Linked DNA regions of Homo sapiens: region 1 is linked to region 2. The links are chromatin loops, found by intact Hi-C in ENCODE. Cell type or tissue: heart left ventricle. All regions are shown on one strand. Links, peaks and the distances in the headings refer to the core of each region. The heading gives the core; the rest is flanking DNA.

The links. Hi-C counts contacts between places; a loop is a spot of excess contacts. Peaks named below come from ENCODE experiments on the same cell type or tissue, not always from the same donor. Only the 100,000 strongest peaks of a DNase experiment are listed, where the experiment ranks them.
Region 1: a loop joins it to region 2, with 3 times the contacts of the local background. A loop is called at or near these places in 28 of 110 quality-filtered maps.

What each region holds. Positions count from the first base shown.
Region 1 is chr9:36,098,687-36,106,686 of GRCh38, reverse strand. It overlaps RECK (reversion inducing cysteine rich protein with kazal motifs), which reads right to left. Exons shown (of 21, transcript NM_021111.3): 11 at 6,144-6,356; 12 at 4,457-4,593; 13 at 1,404-1,544. Among named protein-coding and RNA genes, the nearest start is that of GLIPR2, 34 kb to the left of the region's middle. RefSeq lists an enhancer at 3,888-4,388. In heart left ventricle, for the core only: CTCF peaks have their summits at 3,296 and 3,499 (motif pointing left); a DNase peak (open chromatin) is centred at 3,486; H3K27ac peaks cover 365 bases.
Region 2 is chr9:36,322,270-36,333,656 of GRCh38, reverse strand. No RefSeq gene overlaps it. Among named protein-coding and RNA genes, the nearest start is that of GNE, 70 kb to the right of the region's middle. In heart left ventricle, for the core only: a CTCF peak has its summit at 4,626 (motif pointing right); DNase peaks (open chromatin) are centred at 7,988 and 8,456.

The DNA.
Region 1 (8,000 bases), core at 1-8,000, 230 kb after region 2:
AAATTTAAAACAGTCCGACATTTCCAATTTTGACAAGATTATGACTCTATAGCCGATATATTACAGTATTACACATATATTATAGATGATCCTTTGAGACATCATGCTTATTTCATCTTTTGCTTTATTTTACTTTAAAAATATTTTAAGGCCGGGCGCAGTGGCTCACACCTGTAATCCCAGCACTCTGAGAGGCTGAGGTAGGTAGATCACCTGAGGTCAGGAGTTCAAAACCAGCCTGGACAACATGGTGAAACCCTGCTGTCTCTACTAAAAATGCAAAAATTAGCTGGGCATGGTGGTGGGTGCCTGTAATCCCAGCTATTTGGGAGGCTGAGGCAGGAGAATTGCTTGAGCCCAGGAGGTAGAGGTTGCAGTGAGCCAAGATAGTGCCATTACACTCTAGCCTGGGTAACAAGAGTGAAACCCCGTCTCAAAAAAAAAAACGTTTTTTTTTAATCTTTTTTTTTTTTTTTTGAGACGGAGTCTGGCTCTGTCCGGCAGGCTGGAGTGCAGTGGCGCGATCTTGGCTCACTGCAAGCTCCGCCTCCCGGGTTCACGCCATTCTCCTGCCTCAGCCTCCCGAGTAGCTGGGACTACAGGCGCCCACCGTGCCCGGCTAATATTTTGTATTTTCAGTAGAGACAAGGTTTCACCATGTTAGCCAGGATGGTTTCGATCTCCTGACCTCGTGATCCGCCCGCCTTGGCCTCCCAAAGTGCTGCGATTACAGGCGTGAGCCACTGCGCCTGGCCTTTTTTAAAATCTTGATTCTAACATGATAAAGAAACATTCTCAATTGGGAAATAGATAAAAAGAAGCAAAATGTTGCAACAACTATATTCTAAAGGGATTGACAGAAAGATAAAGACTATCATAATTCTATGGGATAAAAATCCTTCACCCTTAAAGTTATATATATTTCAACATAACATTAATCTTTATGGAGATAGCTATACATTCTATTGAATATGCTATTTCTCTATATACTAAAGGAAAGGAAAGAAAAAACATGAACAATGTAGAGTATTTTTTTTCAAACATTACAACATAGAAGAGAAAGTACAAAAAGCTGGTCTGAGCTTCTTTTCTTTCATAGTCTAGAACCCTGCAACTCACGAGAGTCAAGTTTTAGACTGTTATTATTAGTTTACAATTTAAATAACAATGGAGGATTACAAGTGTCTGTCTTTTCCTGCTTACATCAATAATACATGTTTAATGAGAAAATCTCAAAACATTATAGAAAAACATAATATAGAACATGAAGTCCCTCATAATCTCACTCCGAAGATAACCCCTATATTACAGAAGGAGCAGGATTGAAAAAAAGAAAGATAGCTCCTATAAAGAAACACTAGCAGCACCTATCCATCCTCTTCTCACACCCACCTACCTCTTACCTTGAACACAAAAGTATGGAAGACAGGGATCTCCAGATGGACATCCTTTTCGGTTTACTTCACAGAGCTCATTGGCAGGGCAAGGATTTGGGTTACAGGGATGAGTCACTTCTTCTACAATGTTACCTAAAGTACTTGGCCCTGAAAAAACCAAAACAGATTAGTTTAACCAACCTAAAAGAGTAAGAGAAAACTGTAAATTATCTGAATTAATTATGGCTGGAATAAATGAAGAGCTCATGAGTGTAAAGTAAGGCCTGATTCTACCAAGCTATTAAAACACCGAGATTCTTTCATTTGTGAAATGATGAATTTCACATAAACATACATTCATTCTTTTTTTAAATTTATTGGGATCTACAATATTCCAGGCAAGGTTCTAGGTGCTGGAGATACAGTGATGAACAAAATAGACAAGTCTCTAACATAGAGTTTACATCTAGTAGAGAAACAGACAATAAATACACTATGTATGAGCTGGGCACAGTGGCTTACGCCTGTAATCCCAGCACTTTGGGAGGCTGAGGCGGGCGGATCACCGGAGGCCAGGAGTTTGAGACCAGCCTGGCCAACATGGTGAAACCCTGTTTCTACTAAAATATAAAAATTAGCTGGGCATGGTGGCAGGTGCCTGTAATCCTAGCTACTCAGGAGGCTGAGGCAGGAGAATTGCTTGAACCCGGGAGGCAGATGTTGCAGTGGGCCGAGATCACATCACTGCACTCCAGCTTGGGAGACAGAGTGCAACTCTTTCTCAAAAAAAAAAGCCCCCCCTCAAATTTAGCTGGGCGTGGTGGCATGTGCCAGCTACTCGGGAGGCTGAGGCAGGAGAATGGCCTGAACCTGGGAAGCAGAGGCTGCAATGAGCCGAGATTGCACTACTGCACTCCAGCCTGGGCAACAGAGTAAGATTCCATCTCAAAAAAAAAAAAAAAAAAAAAAAAAAAAAAAAAAAAATATATATATATATATATATATATATATATATATACACACACACACACACATGCTATGTATGTATATGTGTATCTATAAATAAATAATTAAGTCAGAAAATTGTAAGTAATAAGTAGTGTCAGGGGATAAAAAATGACAGGTATATTTTGGATAGGGTGGTCAAATAAGATGTCTAAGAAGGATAATTTAGCGTGTTTTATCATAAATGAGAATTTATTATGGTAATATGTATGGACTCCAAACCATGATTATATTTAACTTCGGAAATCATGGCCAAGGAAGAGTCTCACTTGATAGAAACCATGTGTGATATTTAAAGAGATATTTAATTTTCCTCCCATTGATATAGTTTCCTTCTACACAAATATTTGCCTGCTGTAATAGAATCTAGAATTATAAATACAATAAGTGTTGCTTACTTGATTTTAGGCCAGACTCATACTCTAAGACTAACAGAGGTATAAGGGCCCTTGGAGTTCATCTCATTTTGCCTAATTATTTCATAAATAGGGAAGCCGAGGCTCAAAGAAGTGATCTGCTCAAAGACACAAAGGTCTAAATTCCAGTCTAATGCTCTCTTTTTTGCTATATTGGTCACAAAGGTTAAGGGACACAGTTTGTTGGCCTTGAGAAAATATGGCGAATACTACCAGCTACAAATCTACCAGCTACAAATCTACCAGCTACAAATCCAGCACATACTTTTCTCTCCCTGATTACTAAAAGATCTCCAATTTTACTTAGGGCCGCAATGGGCCCAGAGCTTAAAAAATAACCTTTCTCAGTTTTCCTTACAACTAGGGATGGACAGTGTGACTAGGGAGAAGTTGTTTGCTCTGTCCCTTCCTTTTTACCTTCTGGAACTAGATTATGGTGGTTAGAACTCCAATAGCCATGTTGTGATGACAAAGTACATTAAGTAATCTTGATGACTGAAGCTAAATGCTAAGGATGGTGGGGAAAGATAAAAGGAGCCTGGATTCCTGATGATGAAGCCCTAGACTATTTGTTTCTGGGCTTTCTTTACTTCTATTTGTTCTGTTTTTTGTTAATCCTACCTAACACAGGAAAACAAAGGCTGACTTCACTGTCTACCTTTGTAGCCAGATCATGGCACAGATGCCCCCTGGTGGCAGCCTGAACACTTCCCTTAACTACTGGGTGTGTAGGAGTTCTACTTGTCATCCCCTGGTTTCCACCATGTATGGGTCTCACTGCCAAGAAGCTGAGCTCCAGCTCCAGGATCCCTCAATGAGATAGCAACACGCTCTTCTAGCTTTTGGCGGGAGTATTTGGCAGAGAAAAACTGAAGCAGTGAGATAAGTTCCATTTTTACATATTAAGCTAGACTATAATTTTTTTTTTTTTTTTTAGACAGAGTCTTGCTCTGTTGCCCAGCCTGGAGTACATTGGTGTAATCTTGGCTCACTGCAAGCTCTGCCTCCCAGGTTCACGCCATTCTCCTGCCTCGGCCTCCGGAGTAGCTGGGACTACAGGCGCCCGCCACCACGCCTGGCTGATTTTTTTGTATTTTTAGTAGAGACGGGGTCTCACCATGTCAGCCAGGATGGTCTCGATCCCCTGACCTCGTGATCCGCCTGCCTCAGCTTCTCAGAGTGCTGGGATTACAGGCTTGAGTCACCACGCCTGGCCTAGACTATCATTTTTTTATACCCTGTTGGGTGAGTAAGTCCAAGCCAATTCCTGGCTCTCATCCACTGACACTCTGATGACAAAAGGCTGATAGTCTCTGGGGGTAAATTCCACTTTCTAGTCATTATTATGGTAAGAAGACAGCAATGATATGGAGCTGGTTATCTGAGAATGCTGGCCCCCTGAGTCACTGCTTAGAATTCCTGACTGACCACAGTTGGTACCTCCTCAGACTGATAGAATCACTTCTGCTTACATATTTTAAAACAACAATTCTTTCCTGGGCCAAAAAGGCCAAGCAAACAAGAGTCTGTGATTGAGATGGTATCATTGAATCCCATGTTCTCAACAGATAAATGCTCATCCAAAACAAATAGTAAAACAAATAGTTGGAAGAGAGAAGTATTTGAAATCTAAAAACACACATACAAAAAAGTACTTACTGAGGTATGTATCCAAAGGTATACAATTCTTCAGATCATCTGTAGGTGACAGAAGCTCACAAATACTTTCAGCTGTGTGGTCTTCAGGGAATTTGTTCTGGTCTCCACATTTTTTAAGAATCTCCACACAATCTGATCTTGAAAAAAAAATGCACGTAAGTTTAGAGCTTGAGGAACCTCCTCATGTTGTCCAGTCAACATCACTTGTTTCTGAAGCTTTCCAGAAAGTAAGCTTTCATAACTTAACATGTTTCAAAAGAGAACAAGAGTCACAGGAGAGCTCAGGTTGAATAATAAATTGAAAGCACCCCTAACTTTCTGTTGTCTGAGACCAAAGCCCTTACTCAAATTGTACACTTCTTCGTACTGTTACTACCAGCAATGTGGCTTTTCAGTATCTTTGAAAGGAAATTAAATGAAGCTAGTCTGATTTACTCTCTGCAAAAATCATATATCCTCACTTCTAGGACCTTATGCTGGCTTGTTTGCTTGCTTGCCTCTTTTGCCTTCCCTTCCTTATCTAAGTCTCTTTTTAGTTATCAACATTAGCATCTGGCCTATAACAACTAGAAAGTCCACTACTTTAAAATGTTCTTGGTCTTCAATAGGGATTTGACTCCTACAAGTTTTCTGTGCTAAGAGTCTACATATTCCCCTCTTGTTGCCTCTTGCTTGTCACCTAATTGTTATACCTCAGTATTTCCCCATCAGGTTATCCCGAAGCCATGTCAGAGAATAGACTGGACTCTGTTTAAGGTTGAAATTATTAAGGTATCCAGCAGCACTGAGCCACATACCAACAGCTTAGGGGCTGGATATTAACTTGGTTTTGGAAAACTTTTGGAAAAAAAGATATGTGAAGAACAATGGGCAGATTACTATGTGTTAAATGCTTTTGGTTTCACCCACTATAGCAGCTCCTATCTTTACTTGATCCTTGATTTCCTAAGCAAAATAAGCTCCTTAAGAAGAGCAAAGTCGGCTGGGCGCAGTGGCTCAGGCCTGTAATCCCAGCACTTAGGGAGGCCGAGGCGGGTGGATCACCAGGTCAAGAGATTGAGGCCATCCTGGCCAACATGGTAAAACCCCATCTCTACTAAGAATACAAACATTAGCTGGGCGTGTAGTCCCAGCTACTCGGGAGGCTGAGGCAGGAGAATTGCTTGAACCTGGGAGGTGGAGGTTGCAGTGAGCTGAGGTCATGCCACTGCACTCCAGCCTGGCGACAGAGTGAGACTCCATCTCAAAAAAAAAACACAAAACAAAACAAAAAAAGAAGAAGAAGAGCAAAGTCTAACAGAATATAAGACAAGTCCATAAATTAACATATAAAAATAGAATTGTGCATCAGAGGTATTTAATAAATGTTTCATGAACTAAGTTCCATAAGAGAAGTACAAATAAAGGTCTATAGGAATCTGTAGTAAGGATAAATTACTTTCAGCTGGAGAAATCTGGGAAGACTACAGGAATGTCTGGTATTTCAGAGGAGACAAGGACAGCCAGTAGGTGGTGATGAGGGGAGCAGTATTTCAACTAGAGGAGGAAAAAGTGGGAAAGCATTTGACATACGGGGGTGATAGGCAAAGGAAGTGGTAAGAGAGAAAATTCTATGGAGAGGCTCTGGCTAGAGATCACGGAGGGTCTGAACTAAAGCTGGAGAATCGTTAGGATGAAAGAAACTTACTTGCAAATAATACTTCCCCGAGATTTACTATGACAAGGTTTAATCTGCAGTGAACAAGCTATTGCTTTCCACATCTCTGGCTGGCACTTTTTAATATCAAGAACAGGTATATTGATAAATGGCATCTTTATGCTTCCTTTCTCCCACAACTTCATGTCATTCATGGCTCCTTGATCTGACTGTGCATTACAACTCCTGAAAAGTTCTGTTGGCCTAAAGAGAAAAAAGGCCAGAAAGAATCAAGAGGCAATTATTTTCTAGAGAGAAGCAACAAGTAAAATCCTGACATACTAATGCATCAGAAAAATCTGGTTTTCTTAAGAAAGCACATACAACCCATGAAAGGATATCAGCTTCGATTGTATGAAGATTCAGTGTAGACACTAGCATTAAACTCTGATTGCATGTTTTCTTTTTAACAGATTCTTGTGGGGCAGTTTAAAACTTCACAATTCTCCAAACAGGACTATTATCCCCAGACTATCCCATTTCATTTCATAAAATAAATATTATGAGGCCAACTTTTTAAAATGGCAACATAATTTACAAAAGCAAAATGCACCAATTTTATGGGTACAGCTTGGTGTGCTTTGACAAATATGTACATCCATAAGCACATCTAAATCAATTAAGGAACCCATCCAACATTTCAGCCAGTTCCCTTGTGCCACTGTTGAGTTAATGCCTCCCTACTGACTGCAACTCAGAGGCCATAACTATTTATACTTATATCACCATAGATTAATTTCGCCTGTTCTAGGCTGGGTGCAGTGGCTCACACCTGCAATCCTAGCACTTTGGGAGGCCAAGGCAGGAAGATAGCTTGAGCTCAGGAGTTTGAGACCAGTCTGGGCAACATAGCAAGATTTCATCTCTACTAAAAAAAAACAAAAACAAACAAACAAAAAAATTGTGGCACGCCTCTAGTTCCAGCTACTCAGGAGGTGTGGCAGGAGGATTGCTTAAGCCCAGGAGTTCGAGGCCAGCCTGGGCAATAAAGGAATACCCCATGTTGAAAAAAATTTAAGCAAAATTTAAAGTAGTTATCAAGTTATTTAAAATTATAATAAACCCACTACATGTTAATATAAGTATTTTTATGAAAAATAACTATTTTCCAAAGTAAACATTAGCGAGAAGGATAGGACTGTTTTACAGTTTTGCAAATCTCTGTAATGTCTGGCTTAATAGAACTCAGGTGGATTTTCATATCTGCTTCTGCATTCAATCTGTTGTTGTATCACATGTTTTATAGCCACTGGAAAGCTCCACTGTTGTTGTTGTTGTTGTTGTTGTTGTTGTTGTTGTTGTTGTTGTTGAGACAGGTTCTCACTCTGTCACCCAGGCTGGAGTGCAGTGGCATGATCACAGCTCACTGCAGCCTCGACCTTGTGGGCTCAGGTGATCCTCCCACCTCAGCCTCCCAAGTAGCTGGGACTACAGGCACCCACCACCACACCTGGTTAATTTTTGTATTTTCTTTAGAGACAAGGTTTTGCCATGTTGCCCAGGCTGGTCTCAAACTCCTGGGCCCAAGCGATCTGCTCACCTTGGCCTCTCAAAGTGTTGGGATTATAGGTGTGAGCCATCATGCCTGGGCTAGAACATTTTCATCACCCTATAAAGTACCCTTGTGCCCCCTCTAGTCAATCCCTGATTCCAGCAGAGGAAAGGATATTCTGATCTTTATCACCATAGATTACATTTGCCTATTCTTGGATCTCATGTGTCAAGAATGTATTTTGTGTTGGGCTTTTTTTCTCAATGTAAGATTCATCCATTGCTATCCCATTGTTTGGATGCACCACAATGTTATATTCTTTCATTCTCCTGATAGATGTTTTGGTTCCTCTCCCC
Region 2 (11,387 bases), core at 1,552-9,551:
AACCCCATCTCTACTAAACATACAAAAAAAAAAAAAAAGGGCTGGGCATGGTGGCTCACGCCTGTAATCCCAACACTTTGGGAGGCCAAGGCAGGCGGATCATGCGGTCAAGAGATCGAGACCATCCTGGCAAACATGGTGAAACCCTGTCTCTACTAAAAATATAAAAATTTGCTGGGTGTGGTGGCGCATGTCTGTAGTCCCAGCTACTTGGGAGGCTGAGGCAGGAGAATCATTTGAACCCAGGAGGTAGAGGTTGCAGTGAGCTGAGATCGCACCACTGCACTCCAGCCTGGTGACCCAGCGAGACTCCATCTCAAAAAAAAGAAAAAGCCGGGCGAGGTAGCAGATGCCTACTGTAATCCCAGCTACTCGGGAGGCTGAGGCAGGAGAATCACTTGAACCCAGGAGGCAGAGGTTGCAGTGAGCCAAGATCATGTCACTGCACTCCAGTCTGGGCAACAGAGTGAGACTCCGTCTCAAAAAAAAAAATAATTTGATCCTCATAAAATTCAGCATTCCAAAGAATTGGGGGTAGGAAACTTGAGCCCCACTTTGAGATGGGGTGGATTCCTCTTGAGATACTCTACAGCACACATACTCTTGACCTTTTCATGTATCTCTGTCTCCTAATTTGGCAGGAAATATAGGAAAAGGAACAAGGGAAAAACATAGTGACAGCCAGGAATATTGAATGTCACCTTATAATCTGAAAATATGTGGTAGAATTAGTTTGGATGTTTTCCCACTATATAGAAGAAGTGACTTGTTCAGGAAGAAGAAATCCACATCCCCTTCAAATGTCTAGTTCTTGGTCTACACATGGGAACAATACATGGTGACTGGTTAATAACCAATGGTCCACACCTAGGAGTCTGCCAGGACCCACTAGTCTGGCTAAATAAGGTGGTTATTGTATATCTTCTGGTGAAGAGTTCTCCAGTTGGGTGTGGTGGCTCACACCTGTAATCTCAGCACTTTGAGAGGCTGAGTCTGGCTGATGGCTTGAGCTCAGGAGTTTGAGACCAGGCTGGTCAACATGGCGAAACCTCATCTCTACAAAAAATACCAAAAAAAAAAAAAAAGCCGGACGTGATGGTGCACATCTGTAGTCCAGGCTACTAGGGAGGCTGAGGCAGGAGAATTGCCTGAGCCCAGGAGGTGGAGGCTGCAGTGAGCTCTGATCATGCCACTGCACTCCAGCCTGGATGACAGAGTGAGGCCCTGTCTTTAAAAAAAAAAAAATTCTCCAAATGTGTGCTGAGGCAGATTTCTGATAGTTCAAACTTAACCCTAGTATGATAGACATTTCTGTAGTCAGTGTAAGCAGTATGGTATCCAGACATCCTAATTGGCTCTTTTTCTCCTTTTCTGCTTTTGGACATCAGTACTAAACTTAAGCTGAATCAGAGGAAAATAACAACTCATCTACCAAAATAAGGCCGGTCCCCTTGCCAATAAAAAATGTGTCACTATCCATGGTGATTCACACTCAGAATGCCCCAGCCTTGATGCCATTAAAGAGGAAAATAGGTCACATTTACTCTAATTCCAGAAGATCTACAGGAAACTGGGACCATCTCTCTGATCCAAGCTACTAAATTTTAGTTAGGGAAACAAATCAGGAAAAAGAGCTCACGTTCAGTTATTCTTGTTCAACACACACAAAGAGAGGTCCAGGTCCTTGCTAAGGAATATTCACAACCTAACTCAGCTCCGCGAGCTTTTATTGAGCACCAGCTTATGCCAGGCAGCTTTGAAATCAGGTCTTTAGTGTATTCATTTCTTAGTGCTGCCATAACAAGTTACCACAAATGTGATGGCTTAAAGCAAAGTTATTCTCTCATAGTTGAGGCCACAAGTTAAAAGTCAAGATGTTGGCAGAGTTGGTTTTCTGTGATGGCTCTGGGGGAGAATTCATTCCATGCCTTTCCTAGTTTCTGATGGCTGCTAGCAACCCTTGGCTTATCTTGGCTTGTAGACATAACTCCAATCTCTGCTTCTGTCTTCACATGGCCACCTCCCACGTGTGTATCTTCTTCAGCTGGGTGGAAGTTCCCATGCCTCTACATAGATGTCAGCAATAAGATCGGCTGTAGGGATACTTGAAAGAAAAGCCCAATTCAGGCCGGGTACGGTGGCTCATCCCTGAAATCCCAGCATTTTGGGAGGCCGAGGCAAGCAGATCACCTGAGGTTGGGAGTTTGAGACCAGCCTGACCAACATGGAGAAATCCCATCTCTACTAAAAATACAAAATTAGTCAGGCATCGTGGCACATGCCTGTAATCCCAGCTACTCGGGAGGCTGAGGTAGGAGAATCACTTGAGCCCGGGAGGTGGAGGTTGTGATGACCAAGATTGTGCCATTGCACTCCAGCCTGGGCAACAAGAGCGAAAACCCCTCTCAAAAAATAGCCAGATTTGTTTCAACTCAATAAATCATTTGGATCTGTTCCAACAAATGAACTTGAGACTTCAGAATGTCTCATCATAAAGGATGGCCAAAATAATTTGGCCTAGAAAATGTTAACAAAGCTCACTCATTCCTGCAGTCAAAGATAAACCTCAGTCATGCTCTCACAGATTGATTTAGAGTAGCACTGCTTCCTGGTAGGTCCATGAAGATAAATTCACTATGAAATGTATCATCAGATAGATGAGCTTAAAGGGAATAGGAAGCCTACAACCTGTGTCCCACATGGAGAATCAAAATCTAGTGAACCTTGAAGACATGCTAAGTGAAAGCAGCCAGACACAAAAGGCCACTTATTGTATGATTCTGTTTATTTTTATTTTATTATTTTTTGAGACAGAGTCTCGCTCTGTCGCCCAGGCTGGAGTGCAGTGGCGCGATCTCTGCTCACTGCAAGCTCCGCCTCCCGGGTTCACGCCACTCTCCTGCCTCAGCCTCCCTAGTAGCTGGGATTACAGGCGTCGCCACCACACCCAGCTAATTTTTTGTATTTTTAGTAGAGACAGGGTTTCACCGTGTTAGCCAGGATGGTCTCGATCTCCTGACCTTGTGATCTGCTAGCCTCGGCCTCCCAAAGTGCTGGGATTACAGGCGTGAGCCACCGTGCCTGGCCTGTATGATTCTGTTTATATGAAATGTTAAGAATTGGCAACTCTACAGAGAAAGTATTAATAGATCAGTGGTAGACTAGAGCTGAGGGGATGGTGGAGTTGAGGGTGATAATGAAAGGCTATAAAGTTTATTTGGGGGGTAATGAAAATGTTCTAAAATTGATTATGGTGATGGATGACAACTCCAAGTATACTGGAAGCCACTGAATTGTACACAGTAAGTGGATCAATTGTATGGTGCAATTATCTATAATTGAACTGTGTCTTAATAAAGCTGCTTTTAAAAAGTACGATGACATATACCCACCAGAAAATATCTATAATTAGAAAGATTAACAATACCATATGTTGGTGAGGATGTGAAGCAAACTGAAATTCTCATCTGCTGTTGATGGTAATATAAATTGGAACAACCAATTTAGACAACTGGTTGGCATTGTCTACTAAAGTTCATGCGCTATAACCCAGTCATTCTTCTTCTAGGTATATTCCTAATAAAATGCATGCATATGGGCACCAAAAGGCATGTACAATAATGTTCATAGCAGGCTATAAAAGCCCAACCCTGGAAACAATCCAAATGTTTATCGACCATAGGACTGATGATAAATTATGGTTGAGCTTTACAATGGTTTTTATACAGCAAAGAGAAAACCAACTACACCAAGCAACATGGGTAAATGTTGCTAATGTATTGAATAAGATCCAAAAGAACACACTCTTGTGTCTTATTCAATATACTTGTGAGAATATTCTTACAAATTGTTCCAGTCATAGAAATATCAACAAGCAGAATTGATCTGTGATGTGAGAAGACGTGACCGTGATTACCCTAGCCAGGCAGTCGTGACCTACAGGAGTTCAGGGCATGAGGAGGCATCTGGGCTGTCAGTCATTTTTTATTTGTTGATCTACGTGCTTGGTTACACAAATGGTTCAATTTGAGAAATTCATTGTTCAATCTTCTGTATCATTTTATAAACTTTTTTTTTTGAGTTTTGCTCTTGTTGCCCAGGCTGAAGTGCAGTGGCGCGATCTCGACTCACTGCAGTGTCCGCCTTCCAGGTTCAAGTGATTCTCCTGCCTCAGCCTCCCAAGTAGCTGGAACTACAGGCATGCGCCACCATGCCCGGCTAATTTTTTTTTGTATTTTTAGTAGAGACAGGGTTTCTCCATGTTGGTTGGTCAGGCTGGTTTCGAATTCCTCAGGTGATCTGCCCGCCTCGGACTCCCAAAGTGCTGAGATTACAGGCATGAGCCACCGCACCCGGCTATAAATTTCATTAAAAAAATAAGTGGTAGACCCCACTCTGTGACACTTTATAGAAGTACAGCTGTACAATGCAAGGGCAGATGAATTTTTATCATCTTAAATGACAGCTTTATCAATATCCCTAATGCTGTACTACATAAAACCTAAACAAGTCCTCCATATCACTTTCCTCATCCCAAAACATGTTTTTAACTTGCTTTTTAAGTAAAAAAGTATCAGAGCAGCAATATTTCTATTAGAATATTGCCACTATGCTAGTAAAGTATTTATGCATGACATTTACACCAGGAGGCGCTGTTGTTCAAAACCAAGTTCCAAATACAGTACAAGCTTCTTAATGCACAGGTCAGGACTGACACGGTTATAAACAGTTAATGTGCTTTCATATTGCTTTTATTCGTGGAAAGCATACATTAGAAATCTGCCTGCCAGAATAGTCCAGGATCGCTACAGCTTACAACCTCATTCCTTCTTGAGCAATGTTGTGTTTATTCCCTGCAGAGTGGGGCTTCTAAAAGTTTATGTGGTTTTTGAATATTTAATAACGGATTTTTTTTTTCTGGTTGTATTCTTTTTTTTTCTTTTGAGACAGAGTCTCATTCTGTCGCCCAGGCTGGAGTGCAGTGGTATGATCTCAGCTCACTGCAAACTCCACCTCCCGGGTTCAAGTGATTCTCCTGCCTCAGCCTCCCGAGTAGCTGGGATTACAGGCACCCACTATGACACCCGGCTAATTTTTGTATTTTTAGTAGAGACAGGGTTTCACCATGTTGGACAGGCTGGTCTCGAACTCCTGACCTCAAGTGATCCGCCCGCCTCAGCCTCCCAAAGTGCTGGGATTACAGGCGTGAGGCACCGTGCCTAGCTTTGGTTGCATTCCAAAATGCAAATTTGTTTAGCTTTAAAATCAAGCCTCCTCTGTGCTGAACAAGACTGATTGCTGCATATGAATTCCACTCCCATGCTCCTTCCACAGTGCCATAGGTACGGTTGAGACTGGAGCTACCATGTCGGCCGAGGCCTGCCTCTCCCAACCACAGGTTTGCCAGTGGCTTCCTAAATGTCAGGTCTAATAAACACGTTCCAGTCTTTGTGCTGCTGGACTGCTCTGTGGTGTGAGACTCTCTGCATATCGAGGTGTGGAGGCCTGGCAGGGACAGGCCAGAGGAAGGCTGCTGCGGCTCCCATGACTCGCCCTTTGGCTGTCATGTGATACTCCTCTCACTAAATCCTCAGTGTTGCTCTCTGAGTTCTTTCTCCTGAGTTTCTTTTTCTCTGGCCCACCCGTTCCCATCAGGGCTCACCAGGATATGACCCTCACCATTTTCCCATTCTGCGCACTCTTCCTGGAGCTAGTGCATCCTCTCCTACTTGCATCAGCAACCTTTTTACAGTTCCCCTAACACAGAGATTCCTATCTCCAGTCCCACTTCTCCTTGTGTTTCCTGCTAAACATCTCCTCCTGAAGTTATCCTCCTGAATATCCTGTAGGCCAAGTTGTCCAACCCATGGCCCGCGGGCCCACATGCAGCCCGGGACAGCTTTGAATGTGGCCCAACACAAATTCCTTATCTTTCTTAAAACATGAGATTTTTTGGCAATTTTTTTTCAGCTCATCAGCTATCATTAGTGATAGAGTTTTATGTGCGGCCCAGAAAAGCCAAAAGATTGGACACCCCAGCTGTAGGCACTCAAACTCAACATATCCAAATATGGACTCTTCAAACTTCCCCGCAAACACATTTCTTCTCCTGTACTGCCTGGCTCCATTGCTGGCCTACCATTCACCGGATACCCTAGCCAGAAACAGGAGGGTCATCCTTGACTCTTTCATCTTCTGCCTCCCCAACGCCTAGTGAACGGTCCTTTCCTCTCCCTTTCCTCCACAGCCCTAGTTCAGGCCCCATCATCTCCTGCCTTTCCACGATCTCGCTTCCTGCTTTGTACCCCTCACTTTCATATTCAGACCTCTGCACAGCCTCCAGAGGGAATCACTCAAATACAACCTGATCGTGGCCCCTTTACCCCCGACTCCCACCCATAGCTCCAAACCCTTAAATGGCTCTCCCCTGCCACAGGACAAAGTCCAATCTTATTAGATGCTCCCCTTCGCAACAAGAGCCTTCTTAACCTGCTCCTGATGATGGCTCCAGCCTTGGCTGCCAGGACTCCCTTGCCCGGCATACTACACTCTGGCAGCGTCAGCCTGTTCCCAGTTCCCCGAGACACACTGGGCCCCACATTCCCCTCTGCCTGGAAGTCCTCTTCCTCCCTCCTCTGTCTTCTCCCCTGACTCAATTCTGGTATCCCCTCCTCCAGGAAACCTTTCCTGAATCTTATAAGCCAGGGAGCAAGACGCTCTACACCCTCCTCCTGTTGTGAGCTTGCCAAGTTCTCATTTTTTCCCTTCCCTGGGTGGAAAGGTGTGCTTTCCACTAACCTGCAAGCATCTTGTGCTGGCACTGACTCATGCCTTTACCTCTAGAGCCCAGCACAGGGCCTGGCACATAGCAGGGGTTGAATAAATGCGTGTGTGTGTGTGTGTGTGTGTGTGTGTGTGTGTGTGTGTGTATGTGACAGAGTCTCGCTGTGTCACCCAGGCTGAAGTTCAGTGGCGCAATCTCGGCTCACTGTAACCTCTGCCTCCCAGGCTCAAGCGATTCTCCTGCCTCAGCCTCCCAAGTAGCTGGAATTACAGGTGCACACCACCACCGCCTGGCTAATTTTTGTATTTTTAGTAGAGATGGGTTTCACCATGTTGGCCAGGCTGGTCTCAAACTCCTGACCTCAAGCGATCTGCCTGCCTCGGCCTCCCAAAGTGCTGGGATTACAGGCTTGAGCCACTGCAGGCCAAATAAATGTTTCTTGAATGAAGGAGTGGAGAATAACACTTGGGCTCGAACTGGTTAGGGGGCTGGTGGGAACAGTCCCGTAAGGAGTGAATATTAGAGGAGCAGGTTTTGAGAAGAGTAAGGAAGGAGAGCAGAGTACCCATGAGTGAGGAGGACTGGACTTCACGTGCTGGGAGGTGCCCAGGGCACACGCAAGGGCAGATGTCCAACAGACAAGCTGGATGACCAGACTTAGAGCTCTAGAGAGAAGCCTGGGCAACTGGGTGTTAGCGTGTAATTGTGGCAGCTAAGACAAGGCTGACTTCAGGAGGCCTCAGAAGGAAGCCTCCTTTTTTAAGAGAGGACTACCCCTTTTACTACTAGAGGAAGATTCCTCCCTTCCAGATTAGATCCAGGGTGAAGGCCTTCTTGGGAAAGGCCTCAGGGGCTGTCGAGGGCCTCCAGACAGGTGAGGAGCCACCTGTGCCATCCCAGGGCTGCCTGGGGGCCTTGGGCCAACAACACCTTCTTCAGGACCCTGGGCCTGCTGAGCTGGGCAGGGCTCCTCTCAGCTCTGAGTGATGCACTGCGGAGGCCTGGCAGAGACAGGCCAGAGGAAGGCTGCCGCGGCTCCCATGACTTGCCCAATTCTGGGTGAACCACCTTCCTGGTCTTGTGTATCTAATGAATTAGGTTCAAGTCAGTCATTATTAATCCAGACAGAGTTGACAGCCACCCCGACATACCGCACGCACACAGAAACTGCAACCAGCAACAAGCCCTGGCCCGTGCACAGAACTCAGATGACATCAGCTCCTCGACCGTCCAGGGTCCATGGGGCCCATTGTCCAGAGAGGGCATCGCCTGTCCCACAGGGACTGGCTCATCGAGACTCTTCCTAGGAATCTACCACCCAAACCTGACTTGGAACCAAAGGCCATGCTGGAGGGAAATGCCCCAGAGTCTCATCTCACAAAGATGTGGACGGAAGCTCAGGCCCAGGCAGCCCCAGAGTCTCATCTCACAAAGATGTGGACGGAAACCCAGGCCCAGGCAGCTATTTCTTGAAGCTCCTCAGTGCACTCGGTGAATTGCACAATAAGTAGCCGTAGGGGCTGCTTGGACAAAATGGCTGTGATGAGAGAAAAAGCAGGAAGCTGGCAGAAGTTGTAGGCACAAAGCTGCTGTCACAGCAATCCACCCGTAGGAAGTCCCTGGCCGACCTCACAGGGGCTCGCTCCCTGCTGCTGATCTGCAACGCTAGTTCCGCTTCCGGGCTATCGGCGCAGCTCATAATGACTCTATCCGCTGAGGCCCTCGGGAGTGGGGCCAGGTCAGCGTCCATTTTGTATGACATGACGTGCCCCCTGTGCCCATGGGTGTGCCTTCTCTAGGATTTTGGAACTGAGGGAGGAAGAAAAGAACAGTGATGGCCAGGCGTGGTGGCTCAGGCCTGTAATCGCAGCACTTTGGGAGGCTGAGGCCAGGAGATCGAGATCAGCCTGGCCAACATGGCGAAACCCCGTCTCTACTAAAAATAACAAAAATTAGCTGGGCGTGGTGGCAGGCACCTGTAGTCCCAGCTACTCGGGAGGCTGAGGCAGGAGAATCGCTTGAACCTGGGTGGCAGAGGTTGCAGTGAGCTGAGATCGCACCACTGCACTCCAGCCTGGGTGACAGAGCGAGACTCTATCTCAAAAAAAAAAAAAACCAGGAAAAAAACAAAACAAAAAAAACCAGTAACCGTAGTGGCCACCTTTTCCTGCCGCAAGGCCTAGAGGAGCAGAGAGAGCCTGACTGCAGGAAAAGAGAAGAACAGAGCAGAGACGGAGAGGAGCAGAGAGGGAAGCAGAGCACCCCGATGGAGCATGACCAATGGTCCCTGGTCGTGTCCTACCTGGACCTCAGCTCTCAAGCTCCATGAGACACCCGTGGATCCTTAGGACGAATTCCCCAAGTTTTGGTTTTTATTTTTGAGACAGGGTCTTGCTCCTAGGCTCAAGTCATTGTCCCACTTCAGCCTCCCAAGTAGCTGGAACCACAGGTTTGTGCCACCACTCCCGGCTAATTTTTTAAATTTTTTGTAGAGACAAGAGGTCTCATTATGTTGCTCAGGTTGGCCTCAAACTCCTGAGCTCTAGCAATCTGCCCGCCTCATCCTCCCAAAGTGCTAGGATTACAGGGGTGAGCCACCGCGCCCAGCCAGTTCCCCATGTTTTGACTTGGTAACATAACTCCAATTCGTTGAGAATCCTTATTAACACCAGAGACGTGCCACTAATTAGCAGCGTGTCCATGGGTCATTTGTGTAACCTCTTCAGGCATCATTTCCTCATCTAGCATGTGGGGATACGAAGATACTTCGCAGGATCAAAGGGACGCAAATAACTGAGTGAGAATGAAAGTGCCAACTACGGTATACCCACATGGCAGGCTCATTAACCAACAGCTTTCCTGTGTGAAGACACCTCCAAAGGTCTGGAGAGAAGGTCCTGGAATCATTCACGTATTAATGATACGTGGTTGAAACTCAGCACTGAATGAAAAATCGATTATTTTGCCCTCTAGAGCATTCAGTTTCTTCTAAATCAAAAGAAGCAATATTGTCTTCCGGACTAAGTTCTTGGGTTTACAAATCTAGACATTTTGTCTAATGAACATTTTTCATTGCCTACCAGTAACCATCCCCATTCCTCAAGGCAAATTATCCAATAAAGATAGAGAGCACAAGTCTTTTTTTTTTTTTTTTTTTTTTTTGAGACCAAGTTTCATTCTTGTCACCCAGGCTGGAGTGCACTGGCATGATCTCAGCTCACTGCAACCTCTGCCTCCCTGGTTCAAGCAATTCTCCTGCCTCAGCCTCCTGAGTAGCTGGGATTACAAGTGTGCACCATCATGCCCGGCTAATTTTTGTATTTTTAGTAGAGACAGGGTTTCACCACATTGGCCAGGCTGGTCTTGAACTCCTGACCTCAAGTCATCCACCTGCCTCGGCCTCCCAAAGTGCTGGGATTACAGGTGTGAGCCACCATACCCAGCCAGAGAAACCTTTTTTTTTTTTTTTTTGAGACAGGGTCTTCGCTCTGTCACCCAGGCTGGAGTGCAGTGGTGCAATCTCAACTCACTGCAACCTCCGCCTCCTGGGTTCAAGTGATTCTCCTGCCTCAGCCTCCTGAGTAGCTGGGATCACAGGCACCTGCCAGCATGCCCAGCTAATTTTTGTATGTTTAGTAGAGACGGGGTTTCACCATGTGGGCCAGGCTGGTCTTGAACTCCTGACCTCAGGTGATCCACCTGCCTTGGCCTCCCAAAGTGCTGGGATTACAGGCGTGAGCCACCGCGCCCAGTGGAGTCTTTTTTTTTTTTTTTTTTTTTAAGATGAGGCTCTATGTTATCCAGGCTGGTCTCAAACTCCTGGGCTAAGGGATCTTCCCACCTCATCCTCCTAGGTAGCTAGGATTACAGGCACACGCCATGGCACTCAGCTTTGAAGCCTTTTATAACCTATAGTAACCTTATAACCTAATTGTGGAAGTGACTTGCCATCCCTTTGCTATATTCTTTGGTCGCACAGGCCAATCCTGGTGCACTGTGGGAAGGGACTGCCTAAGGGTGTGGATATCAAGAGGCTGGGATCCCTGGGGCCATCTTGGATGCTGCCTACTACAGAGAATACGTTTCAAGATTTCCTATCAAAATATCCCTGAGGGCAGAGGGGAATGACTGTGAATGGACTCTGCAGGGCCTGCAGGTTTGGCACCAACAGCAAATAGCTCACTACAATGGAGAAATGCCCAGCCAATTTATCCTCTCTTAAGTACATAATAATTACATTACATCCCCGTTACACCAGAAGGTTTAAGTAAATGTGATGCTTTCGGAGCCCTGTGACATACATTGGGTAGGCCCAGTGCTCAACTTCTAGTTTGAAGAGCAGGGCAGGGGAACTTGTTTGGAGACTGGTTAGAGGTCTAGGAAGGCCAAAGTGACAATTGCTTATGAGAATTGGCAACTACAATGCCTGAGGCATTTTTGTTTTTTAACTTATTTTAAGTTCAGGGGTACACGTGCAGGTTTGTTATATAGGTAAACTTGTGTCATGGGGGTTTGTTGTACAGATTATTTTGTCACCCAGACATTAAGTCTTGTATCTATTAGTTATTTTTCCTGACCCTCTCCCTCCTCCCACCCTTCACAT